Regions from separate parts of the Homo sapiens genome. Here region 2 is linked to region 1. Evidence: read pairs that join two places in POLR2A ChIA-PET (ENCODE). Cell type or tissue: A673. All regions are shown on one strand. Each heading gives the region's core, and the rest is flanking DNA. Links, peaks and the distances in the headings are about the cores only.

Region 1 (8,036 bases), core at 2,237-4,736:
AAAAAGATGGCAACCAATGAGCCTGTGCAACACAAACCTAGTATACTTAATGTGGCTTTCTACAGTGAAAGAACAAGGAGGAGGCTGGGCACAGTGGCTCATGCCTGTAATCCCAGCACTGTGGGAGGCCGAGGTGGCTGGATAACCTGAGGTCAAGAGTTCGAGACCAGTCTGACCAACATGGTGAAACCCCATCTCTACTAAAAATACAAAAATTAGCTGGGTGTGGTGGCGCACCCCTGTAATCCAAGCTACTAAGGAGGCTGAGGAAGGAGAAATGCTTCAACCTCGGAGGCAGAGGTTGCAGTGAGCCAGGATCGCATCACTGTACTCTGGACTGGATGACAGAGTGAGACTCTGTCTCAAAAAGAAAAAAAAAAAAGTTAGCTGGGTGTGGTGGCATTGAGTCTGTAATCCCAGCTACTTGGGAGGCTGAGACACAAGAATTGCTTGAACCTGGGAGGTGGAAGTTGCAGTGAGCTGCTGAGATCACGCCACTGCACTCCAGCCTGGGTGACAGAGCAAGACTCTGTCTCAAAAAGAAAAATAAATAAAAGAACAAGGAGGAGAGGAAAAGGCATTTGATTTCCTCATTGATAAAATGGGAACAATACTGTGCCACTTAAGGTTAGTTGTGAGGGTACATGAAATACAGGCTAGGGAAATACTCTGTAACTGCAAAGCCCCGGAGAAACATCCTCACATGATCATTATCATTTGTAATAACAATAGTTAAATGAGAAAAAAAAAAGCTACATGCCACCTATGGAGCTGGAGCTTCTCAACACCATTTCTCAGACCCATGCACTCTACAGCAAGTACCTGGTAGTATGCCTAGATGCCACAGCAATTACAAGTGGCATCCTGACAGCAACCAGTTGTCCTGGGTCCCAGGGACAGTTCTAGTTTTGTGATTTTAATAATTTTAGATAAACAGGCTGGGCATGGTGGCTGATACCTCTAATCCCAGCGCTTTGGGAGGCCAAGGCAGGAGGATCACTTGAGTTCGGGAGTTCAAGATCAGCCTGGGCAACATAGTGAGACCTCATCTCTACAAAAAACTTAAAAATTAGCTGGGCATGGTGGCATGCACCTGTAGGCCCAGCTACTTAGGAGGCTGAGGCAGGAGTATTGCTTGAGCCCAGGAGGTCAAGGGTGCTGTGAGCCATGGTCATGCCACTGCACTCCAGCCTGGGTGATGAAGTGAGACCCTGTCTCAAAATAATAATAAATAATAAAAAATAATTTTAGATAAACATGTCTGTGTGACTGCAGATCTAAAGGCAATTTACTTTTTACATCCTTATAAGATATACAAACAAATCTGAAAATCAAAATAATTCCTGATTTTTCATTTGGAAAATAAGGTGCCCATAATTATAGCAAGAGAACTGCACACCATACATATATTGAAGAAGAGGCATACTGATTTGATCCCCAGCAAAACAAATCCTGGAAAATATGGTATTAGTCTTCTATTTTAGCCTAAGCTTTAGTTTAAAAACTCAGAACTTTTCAGTCAAGACCAAAAGAGTAAGGAAAAGTTTCAACTTGGAAGTCAAGCTAATGGAAGGCTTTTTTTTCTTAAAGCAGAGATTAGATGAGGGGACCTTCTTTAGCGCCTTCAGCCTTTTATGTGAAAATAAAGTATGAAAAACTTGCTATTCCTTACATCCTTCCCTCCACTTCCTCCCGCCCTGAGTAATTATTCTTTCTTCCCTCTATTTGTTCCATCTGATCCTTCTCCAGCAATACATCTGGATTCCTTGCCTTCAATTTGTTTCTTCTGAAAGATGATTAGACTTGAAAAAAAATTTAAACACTTCTTATTCAAATCACTCATACTTGTATCCTAGTATAAAATATTTTTAGACAATTGCTCATCTAGGTCATGGCCCTATAACTGGAAGTCTGAACAACCATTTCATCTATCATTTCAAACCTCTGCTTACACACAGTTTTTAAAATGCCATTTCCTGATGAACCAGGGCACAGAACTAACTGGCCAAGTGCAAACACCTCTTCATTCTACTGTACATTTGTATAAGATTAATGAAAGTGGAAAGCTTTAAAGGAAACAGCTTTCTATCTTATTCAGAACCACATGACTGAATTCAATTTTTGCTTCTGCCTGGCAAAAAAAAGTGCTATTTGCATGCAGGAAATAACTCTGAAAATTTGCTGACTGACATGGATGTCAAAATAGATTATTAGGAAACTGTATTTCTCCACTTCTTCCACAAGAATGATAGATACAAATACATTATTGAACAAAACAAGATAACAGGCTTCATTTTGTACCATGGTAAGTCACTGTTAGACAATGATATCATTAAATCCAGTTCAGGGACTGTAATCTCCAATTCGCCAGCTAGAGAAAGGAGTACTGAAAATGAGCCAGCTCCCTCACATAGAAGGACAATCCAAGACTATGAAAATACTTAAGGGGGTGGGGGGGAAATGATCAAATTGGGATTTCAAAAATCATCAGAAAGAGCCCACCAACACGTACGTGGAGCTGAAGTCGGCCCAGTTATTAGGGGTCGTGGAGGGCTCTGAAGAGGTTACTGCCAAAGGGGCGGGGGTCTCACGCAAGGCCAGTTTGGGGGCAGGGGCAGATGTTGAATCAGTCACTGGTTTCACTGGAGCGGGAACCTCATTTTCTGGGATTTTCTCTGCATAGTTTGCAGGGAACCACCCTGTCTTTCCTTTTAATTCTCCTCCAAGCCAGCCGGGTTCTCCAGTTTGGCTTTCATCCACCTGTGGAAAAAGTCACAGCTTTAAGTAGAACTAAATTAACCCCTGAATAGACCCAGCACCCAACTACAGTGAAGTCCCAAGCCTCTGCCCTCTTTAGATTGACATATGGCATAGGAATCTCTTCATCTTAGTCCAAGTGTCTGGGAAAAGAGTCTAAGCAGTAATGCTGAAAAAAAAAATGCACTATAATTCAAGCTCTTATTCTCTGCACTTTTTAAAAAAGCCTTACCCCATAACTGTCCTAATAATGGCAGTTGAGACAAAGTGCCTGGAGTCCTGAGGCATGTAATTTAAATATTTTGATTTGGGAAGTGACTTAACAGGCTTCATCAGAAAGTCATGTCATTATTAAAAATAATTTGACTTGAGTTTATTACTTAAAGTTGAAAGCAAAGGGTGCAATCAATATAAATTCAGTACTCTGAAAACCTCCAATAACTAAGTAGTATTTATTCAGTATAAGGACAAGGAAGATTTAAAAAAAAAAACCATGGCCTTAAATGGTTTCCACGAGAAGCAAAGCTGACTGCTGCTGTGTTTAGGCATTTAAAAGCTCCACAGACACATGATGAGAAAATTAAGGAAGTCATTATTTACAGCAATAATCAATTGTATTAAGGTCCTGTAGTTTTCTTTTGTATAAATTTAACTTGCATATTCAGTGCACAGGAAAATCCAGGATTATACTGTTTAAAAATTTCACAGAGGCCATTTATTACGCCAAATGCTTTTAAGGTTTGCATTTTAATTCTGACTCAAATGGATCATCCAAAATGGCCAAAACGATTCTACTTTTCTTTACGAGTTGTCCCTACTATTTTATGAGCAACAGGAGAATGACTTTGGAGGACAATCACATTTGCTATTGGGAAATTTATTTTTGGGCTGGGCACGGTGGCTCATGCCTGTAATCCCAGCACTTTGGGAGGCTGAGGCGGGGGATTACCAGAGGTCGGAAGTTTGAGACCAGCCTGACCAACACAGTGAAACCTCGTCTCTACTACAAATACAAAACTAGCCAGGCATGGTGGCGCATGCCTGTAATCCCAGCTACTCGGGAGGCTGAGGCAGAAGAATCGCTTGAACCCAGGAGACGGAGGTTGCAGTGAGCTGAGATGATGCCATTGCACTCCAGCCTGGGCAACAGGAGTGAAACTCCGTCTCAAAAAAAAAATTTTATTTTCATTACTATAATTCTTATAAGGGTCTTATCTTATGAAACCTTATATCTTATTTTTACCCCTTCCTATGCTGCCTAAGGAGTAAAACATCAAACACTTCACTGGAAATTAAAGTTGCTTCTTAGAAATCAGACATGAGTAGGCAGGGTCTTAACAATGATTTTGGAAAAATCTGACAAAAATACCAGTTATCTAATCCATTCAAGTATTCAGTAAAAATTAATTAAAAATAAAGCAAAAAATGATTACATTAAACAAACCAAACATCTATCTGTATGTACTCAGTGGACAGTGAGTAATAGGGTTCAATACTTATTAGCTTATTTGAATTAACAAATGTTTGGGGTAGAGGTGGAGAAAACAGAATGCAAGGCAAGGCTTACTTCTGATTTCTACCTGTTATTTACAATATATTCAGCAAGTAGGGGATGCCTGCTTGCTGCTCCACTTTAGGGAATCTTTATTGTCACAGATAAAAGCAATTTTTAAAGCTGAGAATTCTCCAAACAACCAAAAAAGGAGTTCCCTTGTATAAAATGCAATAACACTTCCAAAGGTTGAATTTTTGGCTTCACAGTTCTATCATTTCTGCTCACACTTACACCCACATGAACACACTAGCCACTTTGCAGTCATTGTTTTGTTCTTACTGTTCTTTTTCTGGGCAGCCCCAACTGTTTCTCTAGATGAGGATTTAAGATAAATTTTCCCCCATTTGGATCTTCTTTTATGCTGAACTCAAATGGCTAGATGTCTTTCCTTCCTTGTTTACATTTTGGTGATATGGTGACACATTATAACTTTGCTCCACACTGGAAACATAGCTGTCTCTATCCAAGCCAGGTCCTGCCAGACTTCTCAGTAGGTTCAATAGTCAAGATCAGCCACCTTGGTTCTAGGACCAAAGGTGATGTCAGGCAGGAGTGGGTTAGGAGCTTGAGCCAAACACACAATAACTTAGTGTCAAGACTGCAAAGTGTAATGATCAAGAATAGGGCTCTGCAGTTAGACCGTCTCAATTTAGGAGCTAGTTCTACAATCTATTAACTGGTTGACTTTGGGCAAGTTTAATCTCGTGGCACCTGTTTCTTCATCTGTAAAATGGGGATAATAAAAATACCTGTCTTATTATAATGCTCACTGTGAGGACTGACAAATATTTACACCAATGCCTGGCATACTAAAAGTGTTAGCTTTTTTTTTTTTTTGAGATGGAGTCTCACTCTTGTCACCCAGGCTAGAGTACACTGGCACAATCTCAGCTCACTGCAACCTCTGCCTCCTGGGTTCAAGCAATTCTCCTGCCTCAGCCTCCTGAGTAGCTGGGATTACAGGTGCCCACCACCACGCCTGGCTAATTTCTGTATTTTTAGTAGACATGGGGTTTCACCATATTGGCCAGGCTGGTCTCGAACTCCTGACCTCAGGTGATCTGCCCGCCTAGGCCTCCCAAAGTTCTGGGATTACAGGCGTGAGCCACCGTGCCAGGCCAGATATTTTTTTTAAATTCTCTCTTCTGCTGTCCAGCTCTGATGTTGCGCTGTAGTTCTCCTACTTGGGCTTCTGTCCTATTCTAAAAGCCTGGTCTTTTTTTTTTTTTGAGACGGAGTCTCGCTCTGTCGCCCAGGTGGGACTGCGGACTGCAGTGGCGCAATCTCGGCTCACTGCAAGCTCCGCTTCCCGGGTTCATGCCATTCTCCTGCCTCAGCCTCCCGAGTAGCTGGGACTACAGGCGCCCGCCACCGCGCCCGGCTAATTTTTTTTGTATTTTTAGTAGAGACGGGGTTTCACCTTGTTAGCCAGGATGGTCTCGATCTCCTGACCTCATGATCCACCCGCCTCGGCCTCCCAAAGTGCTGGGATTACAGGCGTGAGCCACCGCGCCCGGCCAAAAGCCTGGTCTTGACTTTACCTTCACTCTAGGTAACAATCTGCTTCTCTGTTCAGGAGTTCCCTGCTCTAACTGCCTGGTCCTCTGCTCCCTCTAGGTTTACCTTCTTGCCATAAGCAATCCTTTAGGGGCTCAAGTGGATCCCTTGATCGACGGGAACTCCTACTCGTCTGCTCATTTTGGACCTCCTCAAAGGTCAGCTGCTTTGCTTAATTATGTCCCATGATCTATTGTTACTCCCTTGAAACACAGGGTATTGACTGGTTAATAAGACTTTTAGGCCAGGTGCAGTGGCTCACTCCTGTAATCCCAGCACTTCTGGAAGCCAAGGTGGATGGAACACTTGAGGTCAGGAGTTTCAGGCTGGTGAAACCCCATCTCTACAAAAAATACAAAAATTAGCCGGGCGTGGTGGCACATGCCTGTAATTCCAGCTACTTGGGAGGCTGAGGCAGGACAACTGCTTGAACCCGGGAGGCGGAGGTTGCAGTGAGCCAAAATCACACCACTGCACTCAGCCTGAGTAACAGAGCGAGACACTGGTGGACATCTGGAATGCGACCTGAAGCCCTGGGGAAATGTCCTCCCCCTCCAGTAAACTGATAACACCCAGCCTGTCCTCAGATGTGATAGAAAGCCTGCTGGTGCAGTGTACACCTAGGAGTGAAGGAGGGGGCCATATCAGCCTCTTATCCCCTTAAGCAAGAGCTTCTCCCATCCCTAAGGATAACAGTGAAATCAGCATTTCACTTTTAAGCAAAGAAATCTGTTGGTCTCAACAGCCCCCCAAACAATAGTCTCAATTAGCTTAATTTACTCTTACAAGTATACATCAATTTTAATAAATTATTACATTTTAAGGTTCAGGGGCTGTAAGAGACTTTCATTCTTAACACCTAAATTAAATTAACCACTTAGAAAGGGCACAAAGGTCAACATATGAAAATGAAAAATATTTCTTCTTGGATTTGGAAAACTACCCAAAATGCCAATCCAATTTTGGAAAACATAAGATTATGGCAGACCAAGAAATAGGAACACAAACTGCTTTGTAATATGACTGGTTCCAACGTGGACTTTTACACAATGTACATTTACCTACTGGGGGCTATAAGGGAGATGTTATTATTAACAATTTTGGTCTCAATACAATTTCATTTATCAGGCACACTGTAACACCCCAACGTATTTGGGGGTAATTCTAGTGAAACATCATTTAAGCGAAGTACAAACACCAGATATTGCTCACATTTCTGGGACTATGTTACAGAGCTGCTCTACTAAATGTTAGTAATTACACACTGCATATTGTAGCTCGCTGATGCAACAGTCAAATATACACAGCAGCCACTTCAGCTTCAAGTCCGTTTGGCAAAGGCCGATGATATTACACCTCTTTTCTCAATTTTTATATGCTCCATGGCTGCCATCTTCATTAGGTAAGATTAATATTTCTAAAATCTCTGACCTTGTCACAAAGGGGGGAAGCAGAAATTCCTTTTTCCCCTCATAGAACATGATAAACAAGTGTAGCAAACAGGTTTAGCCTGTGTATTCAGACCAGCTGACAGTGGCTGCATGGGATGTGTTGAGGAGTGCAGGTAGTAAAACATTTTCCATGGATTTGCCGGTTTTGAAATATAAGGTTTCTCCCCAAATTCCTAGATGAGGATATTAAAAGTCTTTGTTTTTTGGAAGGATTCTCACTCTGTTGCCCAGGCTGGAGTGCAGTGGCGCGATCTCGGCTCACTGCAAGCTCCGCCTCCCGGGTTCATGCCATTCTCCTGCCTCAGCCTCCCGAGTAGCTGGGACTACAGGCGCCCGCCACTATGCCCGGCTAATTTTTTTTTTTTTTGTATTTTTAGTAGAGACGGGGTTTCACCGTGTTAGCCAGGATGGTCTCAATCTCCTGACCTTGTGATCCGCCCACATCGGCCTCCCAAAGTGCTGGGATTACAGGCGTGAGCCACCGCGCCCGGCCTTAAAACTCTTTCTGAGGTCAGGAGATTGAGACCATCCTGGCTAACACGGTGAAACCCCATCTCTACTAAAAATACAAAAAAATTAGCCGGGCGTGGTGGCGGGTGCCTGTAGTCCTAGCTACTCGGGAGGCTGAGGCAGGAGAATGGCGTGAACCCGGGAGGCGGAGCTTGCAGGGAACCGAGATCGCGCCACTGCACTCCAGCCTGGGCGACAGAGAGAGA
Region 2 (2,500 bases), core at 1-2,500, 220 kb after region 1:
CACACACACACCCCTACCACTTCACCACCAGGATTCTAGATTGGCCTTGCATCTGCCATGTACTTATCACCTCGCTGTTTCATCATTTTGGACCATGAAATAGAAAATATTATCGTTTACGTTATTAAAGTTTATGTGCATATTTTTGTGATTTGGACATCATTTAATTTGTGTAGAAGTTTTTCTGACTCGAGATACCAGTCATCCTGCTGTTAAACTCACAATAATTGATTAGTCTTTGTTTCATTCTATCCAAGTTGGATCCTCCAGATAGCCACTGCCTTTTCCTCAAGGGAGCAACGTTAGCTTTCCTGAATGATGAAGTTTGGAATTTGTCAAATGTACAACAGGGAAAATATCTTTATATCCTTTTTATCGACTGATTGAGTTTCTGGCTTGAACTTTGTACTGTACTAAGTTCTTTCATTACGATAATAGGAAATAATAATAGCAGTTAAGTTTCCTTAAGTATTCCAAACAGTATTCCAAGTGCCTTGCAAGTATTCATTTAAACATTAAAACAGCCTTTTGAGATGTAAGTACTGTTATCATCCCCATTTCACAGGTGAAGAAACAGAAGCACAGAGATGTTGATACAGACTCAAGGACGCAGCAAGTGGCGGAGCAAGAATCACACTCAGGCAGTCTCTCTCCTTTCTGAACAGAGATGAGCCCTAAGATACCTGGAAGATTTTGTTTTTAACCTCACATTAAGGAAAGCACACATCACCTTGAAAGGTTGCACACTTACTCCTATGATGGTGCCATTGCACAGAAACATTTCAGAATACTTTTCTAAATTAAAGAGTTTGTGGAGTGTTTTATAAATATCAATGCTAGGAAATCTTTATCAAATGAAGATAGGTTTGACTTTTTGAAACAAAAGTCATTCAGAGATAAGTCTGGTGTGATTGAAGCCAAATCATTCCAGTTGAGTAAAAATAATAAAAAGTTTGGAATATACAAACAATTTCAAAAAGAAAGGTGCAAACCTCTTTAGAGTAGGGTCAACTTAAGAATTCCTTTTATTTCTAAAATGACTGGCTTAGAGGCAGCAGCACTTGGTAAAAGTTTTAATGTATTGGATAAAAAAAAAGTTATCATTACTTGATAGAGCATATGTGTGTGTCTGAAGAAAGATTTACATAGCCTTACACTTCTCTCTACTGAATATCATACGTTACTTTTCTTAAATGTGTCTAGTCATATATGTGTGATATGTATAAAGGCCAGTTCCCTCCAGGAGCAATGACAGTCTTTATTCGGAGCTTTAAGGTAGTTATGTAGGCCGGGCATGGTGGCACATGCCTGTAATCCCAGCTACTCATGAGGCTGAGGCAGAAGAATCGCTTGAACCTGGGAGGCAGAGGTTTCAGTGAGCCAAGATTGCACTACTACACTCCAGCCTGGTGACAGAGTGAGACTCCATCTCAAAAAAAAAAAAAAAAAAAAAAAGTTACGTAATTAGTATACTGCATGTGTTAAGTTTTAAGGAGTAGATTTCAAAACCCCTTCATGTAGTGAATGTATGAGTTTAAAGTTATTTCTGATTAAATATTTCCTATTAAATTTGAAAATTAGATTTAACTTTCTAAAAGGATTTTTAATTAATTTCATTTTTTAAAAAGGTACATGAGCTGGCACAGTGGCTCATGCCTGTAATCCCAGCACTTTGGGAGGCCGAGGTGGGGGATCACGAGGTCAGGAAATCGAGACCATCCTGGCTAACATGATGAAACCCCGTCTCTATTAAAAATACCAAAAAAAAAAAAATTAGTTGGGTGTGGTGGCACACGCCTGTAGTCCCAGCTACTCCAGAGGCTGAGGCAGGGGAATTGCTTGAACCCAGGCAGTGAAGGTTGCAGTGAGCTGAGATCGCGCCACTGCACTCCAGCTTAGCTACAGAGCGAGACTCTGTCTCAAAAAAAAAAAAAAAAGTAAATGTCCAATCCAATAACATTGTAATTATTAAGAATAACATGGAATGATGCTACAGTGGAGAATACCATGTGGCTATTAAAAGTAACAGTTAACAAAAGTAACATTAGTTAAGGTTAGAATACTATGTAGCTATTAGTTTTGATTTTTTTTTTTTTTTTTTTTTTTTTTTTGAGACAGAGTCTCACTCTTGCCCAGGCTGGAGTGCAGTGGCATGAGCTTGGCTCACTGCAACCTCCAACTCCTGGGTTCAAGCAATTCTCCTGTCTCAGCCTCCTGAGTAGCTGGGATTACAGACATGCGCCACCACGCCTGGCTAATTTTTTGTATTTTTTAGTAGAGACGGAGTTTCACCATGTTGGTCAAGCTGGTCTCAAACGCCTAACCTCAGGTGATCCACACGCCTCAGCCTCCCAAAGTGCTGGGATTACAGGCATGGGCCACCACTCCCGGCTGTAGCTATTAGTTTTGAATCTTACATGTTGGAAACTAGACTGCTCTGCTTATAGTATATAACTTAATTCTCTCAAACCACCTCTCCCGATGAGAAGGCAATTTTAAC

What was found. ChIA-PET counts read pairs that join two places held together with the same protein. Peaks named below come from ENCODE experiments on the same cell type or tissue, not always from the same donor. Only the 100,000 strongest peaks of a DNase experiment are listed, where the experiment ranks them.
Region 2: POLR2A ChIA-PET joins it to region 1 with 12 read pairs; 2 of 35 experiments call an interaction of 5 or more read pairs at or near these places.

What each region holds. Positions count from the first base shown.
Region 1 is chr21:33,805,699-33,813,734 of GRCh38, reverse strand. ITSN1 (intersectin 1) reads right to left here. Exons shown (of 40, transcript NM_003024.3): 21 at 2,513-2,760. Among named protein-coding and RNA genes, the nearest start is that of ATP5PO, 110 kb to the left of the region's middle. In A673, for the core only: no CTCF peak of the experiment used is centred there; a DNase peak (open chromatin) is centred at 3,434.
Region 2 is chr21:33,593,594-33,596,093 of GRCh38, reverse strand. CRYZL1 (crystallin zeta like 1) reads left to right here. Exons shown (of 13, transcript NM_145858.3): 11 at 258-363. Among named protein-coding and RNA genes, the nearest start is that of DONSON, 6.2 kb to the right of the region's middle. In A673, for the core only: no CTCF peak of the experiment used is centred there; no DNase peak of the experiment used is centred there.